Regions from separate parts of the Homo sapiens genome. Here region 2 is linked to region 1. The links are chromatin contacts, found by Hi-C in ENCODE. All regions are on one chromosome and are shown on one strand. The core of a region is the stretch at or near the end of the contact, and the rest is flanking DNA. Distances in the headings are between cores, read along the strand shown.

Region 1 (6,411 bases), core at 2,440-4,939:
TTAACTCAATAGTAATACCTCGAGTCCAGAATTCGTCTAATCCTGTTGAGATCCTTGTTCATCTCCGACAAGATCAAAAAGCCACCAAGAAAAAAGGTTAAAAAAATTTTTCTACTTACTTTTTCTACCTTTGGATTGAAACAAATATTTAATTATCAAAGCACTAGCTAGATTCTATGGAGACTACAGGGTTCCTTCTTTCAGGGGGCTGATGGTAGGGGTAAGAGAGGGGAAGGTGGTTGGGAGCCTTAGCAAGACTTCATGCTCCTTCCCACCAAACTCTTCTGAAGGATTTAAGGAGAAAGGTCTTGTCACCTAGGACTGAAGAGTATCTCCTTATGGCTTTATCCCCTTGCATTCAGCCTGACAGCAGTGCCTGCCTAGCTCATAGAAAAATTTCCACACCCACAGCCTCTTATGCCTGGGTAGCCACATTTTCTCTCTCCTGCACGCCACCCCCTCCCGCTGCCCAGTAATGGTGGCTGATTGGATTGAGATGAACACGGGGACCCAAGGACATCTAATTATCTGGCAGTGACTTGTGACATTGTCTTGTCCTAAAAGATAAGCTAGACCAAATGTATTTCCTCTTGAGAATTTAATCTAGGAAATATCCAGTGGAAGCTGAAGTTGATAAACTGCATGGAAGAATGCACCATGAGGCAGTCGGGGCCTTAAGATGGACTCAGAGCTATAAGGCATTATGTCAAACTAAAGTTATGAATAAGAAACACATCTATGAGCATACAGAATCTAAAAATTAGAACACATATATTCAGAGGAGAAGAAAAAAATAAATCACTTGGGATGAAAATAAAAAACAAAAACTATTTTTTAATTCCCCCCCTCCCTTTTCACCAGAATTATTATAACAACTCCAGCAAAGGATAATATTGTGGACTGGTTAAGTAGGTCTGCTGTGGAGTCAGGCAACCTGGGTTTAAATCGCAGCTTGTCTACTTAATAGCTGAAGGTTCATAATTATGCAAATTAGAAAACTCTTTATGCAGCAGTTTCCTCCTGCCTCAGAATCTGGAGAGGATAAAACTGAAAGGAGTGCTTTTAAGAATCATTTTCTTATTATTAGGTGAGATTTTGGGGATGCTCACCACCTTTTGTTTCCAAGTCACTGACATTTTCTGGAGACTTCAGTGTCCCAGTAACCTTCCTAGTCCCCGAGTATGTTTGTAAAAGCACCTACCCATTGGAAACTAGTCTCTAGCTGAAATATCACACTCTGCTGGGGGGCTTTGGAGCAAGATGTCACTTTAGAGGACACTGACTACTCAAAACCTCCTGTATTCCTGCACAATACAGCTCCACCTCTTCCAGCCTTAGCTCTTTTTTTCCAAGATAATTGCTCTAGTCCTGACAGAGTTATTGATTTCAAACATTTCCCTAAAATACAAGTTTCCAAATTCGTTTATTTTCTATCTCTAACTGGAGTTTTCTGCATATGTCGCTCCTCTTCGCCTCTCCCGAATCCTCCCCTCCTATAAGGTCTTCCGTGAACTTTTCCCTACTCATTCCACCACACATTAGACTTGCCTTCCTCGAGTCTCCCTGTGTGTGCAGTTCATTTCCACCTGTGTATGCTGTCTGTGGCATTATTTCTAGGCTGCAGGATCTACACAAGACTGCTCCATGCTGTCTAGTACTGTGCCTCAAACACTGTGTTTAGTGAACAACTGTTAATTCTTTGGGGGAGGATCATATTTCTGTCAGTTTGCCACAAGACTCAGCAATATGGTGAAAAACCACCAAAACCACCAAAAAGAAGCTTTATCCATGACTTGTAGGAGCAAGGGAAGATCACATTGTTTCAGGTTGGATTGTCTAGGAAGCAGATTCTGGGATGCAGGTTAATAGGCAGGAGGTTCATCAGGCAAAACTCTCATGGTCAATCACTGCAGAAGGGGAAGGAAGGAAGGAAGCAGGATTGGGCAGAGAGAGAAATCAGGCTGCAGAGCAATTATAACAAGACCTCTGCACACCCCATGGGTGACCTTGAACCCAGCATAGCCCTTCAGAGACTTCCCAAATGGGAAAAAGGGCACAAGGCCTTTATACCCGTTCCCACCCCACTGACCAGTTTTTAGATGTGGACTGGCCTGGGAAGGGGCAGGTCTCTTCAACTGAGGAAAGACCCAGAGAGGGCTGACAATGGAAGCCCATCTGCTGGCATCATTCCCAGCAGCTGGAGGAATTTGTCCTTTGAGGATCTGGGAGACACAGCACAGAATCCAAAACAGACTTCTGCAAAGGCTTAAGAATCCTGGAGCTAAAAAGATCCAGTCTAGACAGTATCAGACAAGGTCCATATCTGTGGCAATAACCTGCTTTTGATTCCTCAGCAGGTTCTCTCCTGCCCATGTCATAAAGTACACACACTCTTCTGCCTGGCATCTAAGCCCCGCAAGGGACAAATCCAAAAACACAAGAATGATTTCTCCTTGGCTCATGGTTTTTCCTCCATATTCATCCTTTGACACCCCAAGCCCTGTCCACCATGAAAGCCAACTCATTTCTCCCATCTCTTCCTCCACTGAGCCCTTGCCCCAGCCTTTGCCGCCAGCTCCTGCCCGGGCACATGTAGATTCTTCCACCTGCTCCATTCATTTGGGTCCCTGAAAATTCCTACTGTATGTGGCTGTATACCTAGGAGATGTGTATAACCTGCTCTGCCTGTGAGATATTAAGCTCCTTGAGGGTGAGAACTGTGTTTCTAACACTTGGCAGAGAGCCGAGTGCACAACAGTCACCCAAGACATACTTACTCCTCAAAACCAGACCCATCTCAGGTCAGCAGTGTAGAAGAAAAAAATGCTCATCAATGAGCCTCACTTAGCTGTCTTCTCACGTGGGTTCCTGTGCTTCAGTAAGAACTCAGAAAGCACAGTTCATGAGACAAAGACAAAGGGGGAGAAATAAAGGAAAAGGCCCCTGCTCAGATGTTCTCCTCACTCACAGCATACTTCAGGACAGGAAATAGAAACTTCCTGCCAATTCAAACAACATTATTTTTGTAAAAGCTTATCCACAGGCATGTAGAAAGAGGTGCACATGAAATGAGTTCATCATATATCATATGAATTGGTTAAAATTGAATTCAAGTAAATCAGAAAATTTTGAAGAGCCACACAATTTTAAAATTCACAGTCATTTCCCGAAAGTACCGTCTGGTAAAATTGGCTTATCACCTCACTTTTAATACACATATGCGATTTCCTGCTTACAGCATTTCCCCAAGGAATGAAAAAAAAAATTACAACTGAGAAAGTTTTATAAGAGGGATTATCTATGGTTTCTGAATAAGAAGGCTTCTGCCTCTCCAAGCACACCTGCAGCTCCTAATGACCGATTTACGCAATTTTCCTCTCTACTTGAATCAAAAATGGTAATAAATGTTGTACATATCTCAAACAGTGAATTTTTTTAATTTTGTATTTACTGGTTCGTGGAAATGATTCCATCTAGTTTACCAAAGTGGAGGGGTAGGTTTGCATGGAGCAATAAGGGATAAGATAGCCAAAGAGACAAAGTCAGTTGAAAAAAAAAAATCTGTGTGTCTGGCTTTCTGTATGAATTATGACTATTCAAGGGGGAAAAAAAATCTGAACATTTGCCAAAAAGACTGGCGTGTAAAGGGACAGCTGGAGTTTTCTGTTAGAGGTTACAATGCATTGCTTGTTCCACAAGGGCAGAATGGAATCGCTTACCACAGCGACCCACACATTGCTTGAGACACTGGCACATCGATACCTCACGAAGCATTTTCTTCAAAAGAAAAGAACCAGATATTTCAGGAAGGTCATTGAAGATGCTTTGACCACAGACATGCTGACCTTACTGATAGAGATTTGTAGCCTTTGTGGCGTGTGGACTTAGTCTCTATAGATGCCTTCATTGTGCTATAACTTTTATACAGGATGTATTGTTTGAACTGCCAACCCTAATTCTAATTCCCTTGGGGACTCAGGAAATTCTAACTAAATAAAATAAAACCCCATTGTATTTTTCCTTGTTTGAGATGCAAATATGCAAATAACATTTTTAACAAGAATATGAATAAACACATAGCACATGACACACAGTTGGAACTTTCAATGGGACTCTAAAACTGAAATAATTTCAACAGCAAAGTAAAAATGAGGGAAGAAAAATGAAAATTGAACCAAAACCATGTTAAAACATCTCTCATCAGAACCAGAGACTCTGCCACCACTGTGCTGGGTGTTCCCAGCAGGTCTGTTTGCTCATCAGCCCTGAGAACACCACTAACCAATCCTGCACGGGCAACCCTCTTTACTGGGGTCAAATGCAGACACTTAGGGAGAATCATGTCTTTTTTAACCCTAGATTTAAAGAAACAAACAGAAAACTTTATTTTTTTAAATTTTACTTTAATTTCTGGGATACATGTGCAGAATGTGCAGGTTTGTTACATAGATATACATGTGCCATGGTGGTTTATTGCACCTATTGACCCTTCATCCAGGTTTTAAGCCCACATGCATTAGTATTTGTCCTAATGCTCTCCTTCCCCTTGCCCCCAACCCCCCATCAGGCCCCAGTGTGTGATGTCCCCCTCCCTGTGTCCATGTGTTCCCATTCTTCAACTCCCACTTATGAGTGAGAAAATGCAGTTTTTGGTTTTCTGTTCCTGTGTTAGTTTGCTGAGAATGATGGCTGCTTCCAGCTTCATCCATGTACCTGCAAAGAACATAAACTCATTCTTTTTTATGTCTGCATAGTATTCCATGGTGTATATGTGCCACATTTTCTTTATCCAGTCTATCATTGATGGGAATTTTGGTTGGTTCCAAGTCTTTGCTATTGTGAATAGTGCTACAATAAACATACATGTGCATGTGTCTTTATAGTAGAATGATTTATAATCCTTTGGGTATATATCCAGCAATGGGATTGCTAGGTCAAATGGTATTTCTGGTTCTAGATCCTTGAGGAATCATCACACTGTCTTCCACAATGGTTGAACTAATTTACACTCCCACCAATAGTATAAAAGTGTTCCTATTTCTCCACATCCTCACCAGTAGCTGTTGCTTCCAGACTTTTTAATGATTGCCATTCTAATGGCATGAGATGGTACCTCATTGTGGTTTTGATTTGCATTTCTCTAATGACCAATGATGATGAGCTTTTTTTCATATATTTGTTGGCCACGTAAATGTCTTGTTTTGAGAAGTGTCTGTTCATATCCTTCACCCACTTTTAGATAGGGTTGTCTGTTTTTTTCCTGTACATATTTTTAAGTTCCTTGTAGATTCTGGATGTTAGACCTTTGTCAGATGGGTAGATTGCAAAACCTTTTTCCATTTTAACAGAAAACATTTTAAAGACTGATTTAACAAATCGGTTTTAGTGAGCCATGATCTGTTCACTATATGTAATTAATGTTCACATCCTAGACTCCCCAAATTGGCAGAACAGTCAGACTCCATCTCATTGGTTAAGCATATCAGGACATATTAATTAAAACATTTATCTCATATTTAATTTGCCTTAGAAAGCCATATGTTTAAATAAGTACTCATGATGCGTATGGAGGGAAAAAATATTTGCTAAGTTCAGGACTTGGAGCATAAACCAACTTCAGGCCAAATGGAGAAGACTCCAGGATTTAGAATGAGAGACTTCTAGAGGGCTGTTAGCTGGAGACTCCATTTGGTTTCCTTAATTGCGGCGTATGTACCAGTGCTTGCGTCGTCTCAGACCATGGCCAGCACTGAAGCTGCAATAATGGCCCAAGAGTTGTTCAAATTCAAGGGCAACTCTGAATCACATAACTGAGAGTGGGCCACTCTCTGGCCATTAAACAACCCCCAACATTCTTTTTAGATCTTTAGCATTTGTCGTGAGACTTAAATAGGAAGAAATAACTATAGTAGATAAATGATGTTTTCCAAAAAGATTCCAGCTACCAGAAGAATCTCCTATCATTTAAAATGACTACTGTCAGGTATACTGAATAAAAATAATCTATTACAAAATTTTTGAATGCTCATATTAATGATAAAAGATCTAAAAGAAAATAAGAGAAGTCCACATTATGTTTAATGCTTTATTTGTTCAGATCACATAATGTTCCAGAAAGTAGTTCATTATTATTTCTATTGAAGAAATCACTTTCTACTTCATTCATGAGGTTTGCTTTCTTTATTATTCCACTGACTAAAGGAGTCCATTTAGCATTTTTGTCATTGATCTTTTATCTTTATTCACATTTTACTCTATAATAGCTTATATGACAGTATATATTTCTTAGAATGGGTATTGTCTGTAAATTTTTACTCAAAAAACAAAAAAGGACATCCCTAGTAATTGATTTAAAAACTATAGTTTGTAACCACAATTATTATCATCATCATCTAAGTTTTTTAAATTGTG
Region 2 (6,411 bases), core at 1,133-3,632, 810 kb after region 1:
AAGATTTTATTTAAAGTTGTACCAGTATGAAAAACATCAAAACATAATAGATGGGTTTTACGGTGAAAAGACCAAAAAAAAAAAAAGATATTCCTTAAAAATAGAAGTATATAGTTGAACATACTGCATCTTATAAATGTATCAACCCAAAGGAAAACAAGTGTTTTTACTAGAAATGATGACAATTTTGTCCATGGTTGTCCTAGAAACACCTTTGCAATAAACTTTGGGAATTAAAAATGGAAAGTAAACTTTCAACCTCTGCCACCCCTGCAGGTTTGAGTTATATCAGGGCAGGTTTTCCATGAAACTTTAAGAAACCAACAATTACTCAAAACTTTGGAGGAGGATTTTTTTTTCCAGATAGGCACATATTCCGTAGGTATACTTTCTGAAGAAAAATGAGTTTTAGAAACCTTATTATTTATATCCAAAATGGAGTGAAACAAACAAAAGGAAATATCACTCCCAAATATTATCAGCTCATTTTACTTTTTATAGATGCTTTGGCTAAGGGTGATTTGGTTGCATAAGGTGGGATAGGGCTTCATTTGTAAATCCACTATCTGAGGCTGTTTATTCAAGTGCAGAGGAAGCCAGACAGGCAGGGAACGTTATGGAATCATTTATATTTATCTGTCAGTATACCTCCTGGCAAAATGATTTTCACAACACTGTTTTCAACTAAAGACTATAGTGTCTATGGGACAGCCCAATTAAGGAGCTATCAGAAACTCTTACATGCTTTCATCATACTGTTCTGTCTGACAAACCTCTCCAACAAGTGGTTTAAAATCAAATTGTGGAGCTCAGAGATTTAAAGCTGTCATATTGCTTCCTTCTCTCTTGGACCCTCTGGAGTAAGATTCTCACGAGGCGATTCTCTGGGCTCCACATTGTTCCTTTCTTCAATGATTCCCCCCAGCACCATCAAAGCTGACCCTTCCCCACTGGACACTGGTGTCTTCAGTGGATCAGACGCATTTACTTCAAAGGGAACCATCACTTTAGATGGCCATGTATAGAGGCCGAGGACTGAATAAAACTGACATTGCCATTCCATTTTTAAAATATTGGGGAGTTTTTGGAATATTTAGTTTGTTCTGCAGAAAAAGCCCTGACTTTATTCCTAAACATTTTAAAAAACATTTTCTGCATCTCCTTCACTTTTTTTACTTCTGTCATCTCTACATTGTCAGGACTCAAATGTCACACCCCGTGAGGCTGCTGGCTTCCCTGCTTCCTGGGAAATTATCACAGCTTCCTTCTTCTCACTTTCCATTCTACAGTTGGGAGAAAACAGAGAGACTTTCTCTCTTCTACATTTGTCCAAATCTGGTCAGGAAGTTCTAGAACAAGTTACTAAATCACAGATTCATAAATATCTTATTTTCTAGCTCTAACCAACTCATCTTGCTATGATAGTTGTGATATAAACTAAAAAAAAAACTAATTGATAGGACAATTAGTACAATTAATTGTACAATTAACCTTCATTACTTAAATTCTTCTTAAAAATATTTCTGGAAGATAACTCAATTTTGCATTTTGTTTTTCATTTTGGTAAGCATAGTTCAGCTTTGGCAACTTAATACCTACAATTTCCAACACCCACTTGTCCCCCTTCACCAGTTGATTCGAGTTGATGCACAAGAATGTCCAGATGTGTGGATTTGACTTTAAATCCAGAGGCTCCTTCTTCTTCTTTCATAAATAAACACATCAGTCTGTCAAGCAAAGTATTGTGAGAAAAGCCAGCTTTGAAAAAGGTAGAAACAATAAAGAAATAGCCCTTACCCAGGAAGAGACACTTAAAAGGGGCAGAAAAAATGGAGTAACAAATCACGGACCATAAACCATTATTGTTTTTCTGCAGCAATGTATCATTATTACCCTTTCATAAACACAAAGGTTCTTATTCCCCTTCCTCTCCCAGATGTCTTGGACATTGAAAAGAGAATACGGAGTATTCATTAATTCCAGTGCTTTCTAAGCTTGTTGTAGATTTCTGCTCATTTGAAAGGATTTCACATGATTTGACAGAAAAACAATGCAAAACACAATCCCCACAACAAAAATTTAAGTTTTCCTTTTCCTACCTGAAGATCTTAGAAGACTTTCTATACAACATTTGCAGATGGATGTATGTCAGCTGTGATGTGGCATTAGCTCTAAGTCAAATACCATTTCTCTGTGAACAAGTCACACTGCATATCAACATTAATTTAATTATGTTAAACTTCACAGGCTTTATTGTATTAATCCAAAAGCCAAGGAAAACATGCTCTTTTCTCATTCTTTAACACATTACTCATGAGTGGAAGAATTCTCAGATTCCCTTCTGTGAAAGACTACTGAGTTCTTAATGAAAATTTTGACTTGTGTTGTAGTTTAATTTGATTTGGAATCAAGAACTGATTCTTCTGATTCTAAATGTGAGATATTATGAGTCATAGAGTAGTTCTAGAACGCAACTCTGCTCTCTGCCTTGTCTTTCAGTTCAGATAGCTAGTGGTGGGTTGAACAGCTGGAAGAACCATATTTACTCACTACTGGAAAATCATTTTATAATTGACAAGATTATTATAAAGAATAAGAAAAGGAGATTTAGTGCAGTAGCATCTCACAGATGCTTTTCCAACAGTCTTCTGTGCAACTTTAAAATCTCATGCAGATATTTAAATCTAATTGCTAATTAGTTTAAGGCAATGCATAACCATGGAAAAGGCCAAAAAAAAAAAATATATTGAATGAGCTTTGGCAGTCTCTCCTTACATTTGGATCGTCAGCCCTTCATGACTGGAGACCTGTGCAAATAAGCTTGGGGTAAAGGAGCCTACTGGCACCATTCATTCTATGGATTAAATGCAAGTTGCTCTCTGGGCCTCTGCCTGAGGCCCCCTCTCTCACAGTGGTCTCACAGTGCGAGTAACTCACATCCTTCTGAAAATGCTGTTGATAATTGCTGCTTTGTAGGGCAGTGAGCTCACACTATTACACAAGATTAGTGCTGTTCTCAAGAGCTGGCCAGATTGTCTTTCCCGCACAGAGGTTTGCCAGCTAGGAAAATAATGGGCATATTGCCACTTTAACAACTATCAGGAGACCCCAAGTTAGTTTTTCTTCCCTTCAGCATATTCATGTTTGTAGGATCCAACTCCAGGCTGCCAGCATAGGGTAGTGACACCAAAACAAACGTCTCTTTCTCCTTTAAAACAAAGCTGCTCTTTTCTTTTCAGTTGTCGGTCAACGAATTACCCTGTTCAACTAAAAGACAGCAGCAAAACCATAACCTCCCTTAAAACATAAATAAAGAAGGACCCAGACTAGACTAACCTTAAGCAAGTACAAGGATCAGAAGAAGGTTTATCTTTACCTTGCAGGGAAGTCATTTGCCCCTAACAAACAAGACAAAGTTAAATGCACCACTCCCCCTCCAGACTGCAAACAAATGCCTATTGTGTACACCAGCCATCTAGGGATAAAAAAGTCATTTTAAAGGTACCAAATGTTTTGATTTCTGTAATAAGTAGTCCTCATAGCCTCTTTTCAGATAACCATTTGACCTGTGTTCTGAAAGGCTGAGGCTAACCCCAAGTGGTTATTCTGTTTGTTATTTAGTGAAAAGATGGTTTCTTATCGGCATATGTTTCAAACAGGTACCTGTCCTCTTGGGAAAGTGTTTTCTGTTTGGAATTTGCTTTCCTACTTCGGTGGTTATCTGCTTGCCCTTGGTATCCAGTGCGTTTGGATTGAATTTTGTAGCTCTGGGAGTACAGCAGTGGCAATATGGGCCCCAGGTGATGAAAAGAGTTTGCGCACAAAGAAGTCAGCTCTTACTGCAGGTGTCATGTTTTCATAGCTAATCTAGATAAATTTTTACGGAAAAACAAACTAACTGTGACTCACGCTGCAGACATTGCATTTGTGTGCTTAGGTGTTTATCTATGATCTGACCTCTCCTAAGGATTTTAGGTGGATGTTGCACATTTGGCTTTGGTTCTGATGCAATTTCACCATTGATGTAAATCATCGGATAATTTTAAAAGACAGAGTGGAAAAGAAGAAACTACCGTAGGTGAACATTTTAGACAGAAAGAAAATTCAGATTATGGATAGAATGGCTTGCAACAGAATAGAATGCAGTCAGGTTGGTAAATACTGGTTCACCGAGGTCTGTCTTCTTGCAAAGTGTTCTCTTTGTGTTTTCACTCACAAAACTGAGAGAACATATCCCAGACAATCTTTTATTTTTTATTTTTATTTTTTTATTTTTGCCACATGGAGTACATAATTACGATTTTGGGGGACATATTCCAAGTTCTCTTTTGTTAAGTGGTGTAGCCGTTAATTCATAATGTAAGAATGGATATATATCACCACCTAGTGGTCGTATTGTATTTTGTGTTTCAAAACCACATTCACAGAACTACACCCAGATACACACAAGAATAATACTATCTGTAAATCAAGTTCCTGTAGTTTTGAATAGTTTCTTAATTCTAGTATAAATTGCATGATACTGTGATCCTGAAAGTTAAATGTGAAATGAGAGGATTTTTCAAATGCAGCATGAAGCTAACACATGTAGTCAAATACTTAGTAAAATCCTAGCAACTAAGGCAAATATTAGGACCTATCTGTCCTGTGTTTTCACTTTATACACAATAGTAGAACGCTGGAGAAAGTTTTCTTTGGCTAGTTTCCTTGGGAGGTGAACAGAGAGGGCTTTTGCAGGGTTTTTTAGATGTTTTTTTTTTTTTCACTGTGAACTAAATTAGCAATGTTTGGAGGAAAACAGAGTAAGTGAAGAGCAGTGACTGAACCGTTCAAGAGAAAAACTCCCAAATTATAGTTTGAAGTTCAGTAAGTTCTCCCAACAATTAAAATAATGTATTGTGAATGGCTTGACTACACACATGTCAAGAATGGTTTTTCTCAAAGGGATGTGCTTGGCAAAATTCATAAAATCTATAAAACATCATCTTTAATTGGCCATTTAAGGTAATCTAAACTATGGCGAATTTTAAAAAACAAAAGGTGACTGCACCTAAGCTGAAAAATTATAGATAATATATGGATAGATAGAGAGAGAGAGTTGGAAAGTAGGCCCTTGGCAGTTACAGATTCAAGATTTGCCGCCCCAGTTATACATGAGATCCTGAAGGTCTGCAGTATGAAAACATTTGTACTTTTTGCTCAGGCACAAATTTGAACTGTACCCAATGACTGGCTAGTGTGTAAAAACTCTCAGTGAGCTCTCAAGTCTGTGTATTGGACAGCTCAGTTTTCCCATCACAAGAAGTAGGTTGCTGTCTACTCTGCTGACCATTTTGTTTGTTCTCTACTGTATTTATGGCAGGAAATTATCTGCTACACAGATGTGTATGAATGGAAGCATTACCAAGTCTTAGGTCTTAGGCACTTCTTTAATGCCAAGAAGTATTGTATGTGTAAGGGTGTGTGTGTGTGTGTGTGTGTGTGTGTGTGTGTGTATGTGTGAGAGAGAGACAGAGTCTCAAATTTATGACTCACAAAAATATGAACTTGAATTTTGTCTAGTGTCTATGAAAATTCTGTCTCTTTTTATTTATATTGTATGATTTAGAAGCCAGTAGAGAGGAAAAGAAATAGAAAGATTCTAAACAGTGTCTGACTCTTCTAGAGAACCAGTGCTCATTGATTATTCTTTGTAGTTATTTGACCAAGTTAGAGAATCTCAGTGAAAATGACTTGAAATGGGTTGAGTATTATAAAGAAACCCTAGTTATTGATTAGGTTTTGATAAGAACGATTGCTCTTAAAACTTCTTAGTCTTTTGCTCATAGATGAATTTGCTTCTGTATGTGATGTGCAGGGATCAGCTGGGACTTGACTGTGACAGCAGTAACTGATACTGGATGGTCTGGTTTCCTTTCTTCAACTGAAAGTAGTACTAAAGATGAACCCAAGAAAACTCATTTTTTAACACAAGGAAAAAAAAACCTCCTGGTTTATTTCTAAGTCTTATCTATTTCTGAAAAACTGCTTTTTTTTTTCTTTTTTTTTTGAGACGGTGTCTCACTCTTGTTGCCCAGGCTGGAGTGCAATGGCGTGATCTTTGCTCACTGCAACCTCCGCCTCCCGGGTTAAGTGATTCTCCTGCCTCAGCCTTCCGAGGAATTACAGGTGCCTGCCACCATGCCTGGCCAATTTTTTTTATTTTTAGTAGAGACAGGATTTCATCACCATGTTGGCCAGGCTGGTCTTGAACTCCCGACCTCAGGTGATCCAACTGCCTCAGCCTCCCAAAATGCTGGGATTGTAGTCGTGAGCCACCACACCTGGCCCTGAAAAACTGCTTTTTTAACCTTTGCAAAAAGGCAGTTATCCATCACTGCATAAGGAAAAGGGCTATTAGTGTACATTACA

What was found. A loop is a pair of places that touch in the nucleus more often than their neighbours do.
Region 2: a loop to region 1 is called in a map with no recorded cell type, with 2.4 times the contacts of the local background. The contact joins the promoter of VCAN-AS1 here to the enhancer-like site in region 1. A Hi-C loop is called at or near these places in 1 of 37 single-sample maps with no recorded cell type.

The regions. Positions count from the first base shown.
Region 1 is chr5:82,745,967-82,752,377 of GRCh38, forward strand. No RefSeq gene overlaps it. Among named protein-coding and RNA genes, the nearest start is that of MIR3977, 91 kb to the right of the region's middle. Within about 2 kb of position 3,690, at least 2 of the 41 ENCODE cell types and tissues checked have a DNase peak (open chromatin) inside an H3K27ac peak, as active enhancers do.
Region 2 is chr5:83,559,932-83,566,342 of GRCh38, forward strand. VCAN-AS1 (VCAN antisense RNA 1) reads right to left here and starts at 2,383. Exons shown (of 3, transcript NR_136215.1): 1 at 2,100-2,383. All of the region lies in intron 12 of VCAN (versican), which reads left to right. LOC124901021 (a long non-coding RNA gene) reads left to right here and starts at 2,284. Exons shown (of 2, transcript XR_007058847.1): 1 at 2,284-3,501.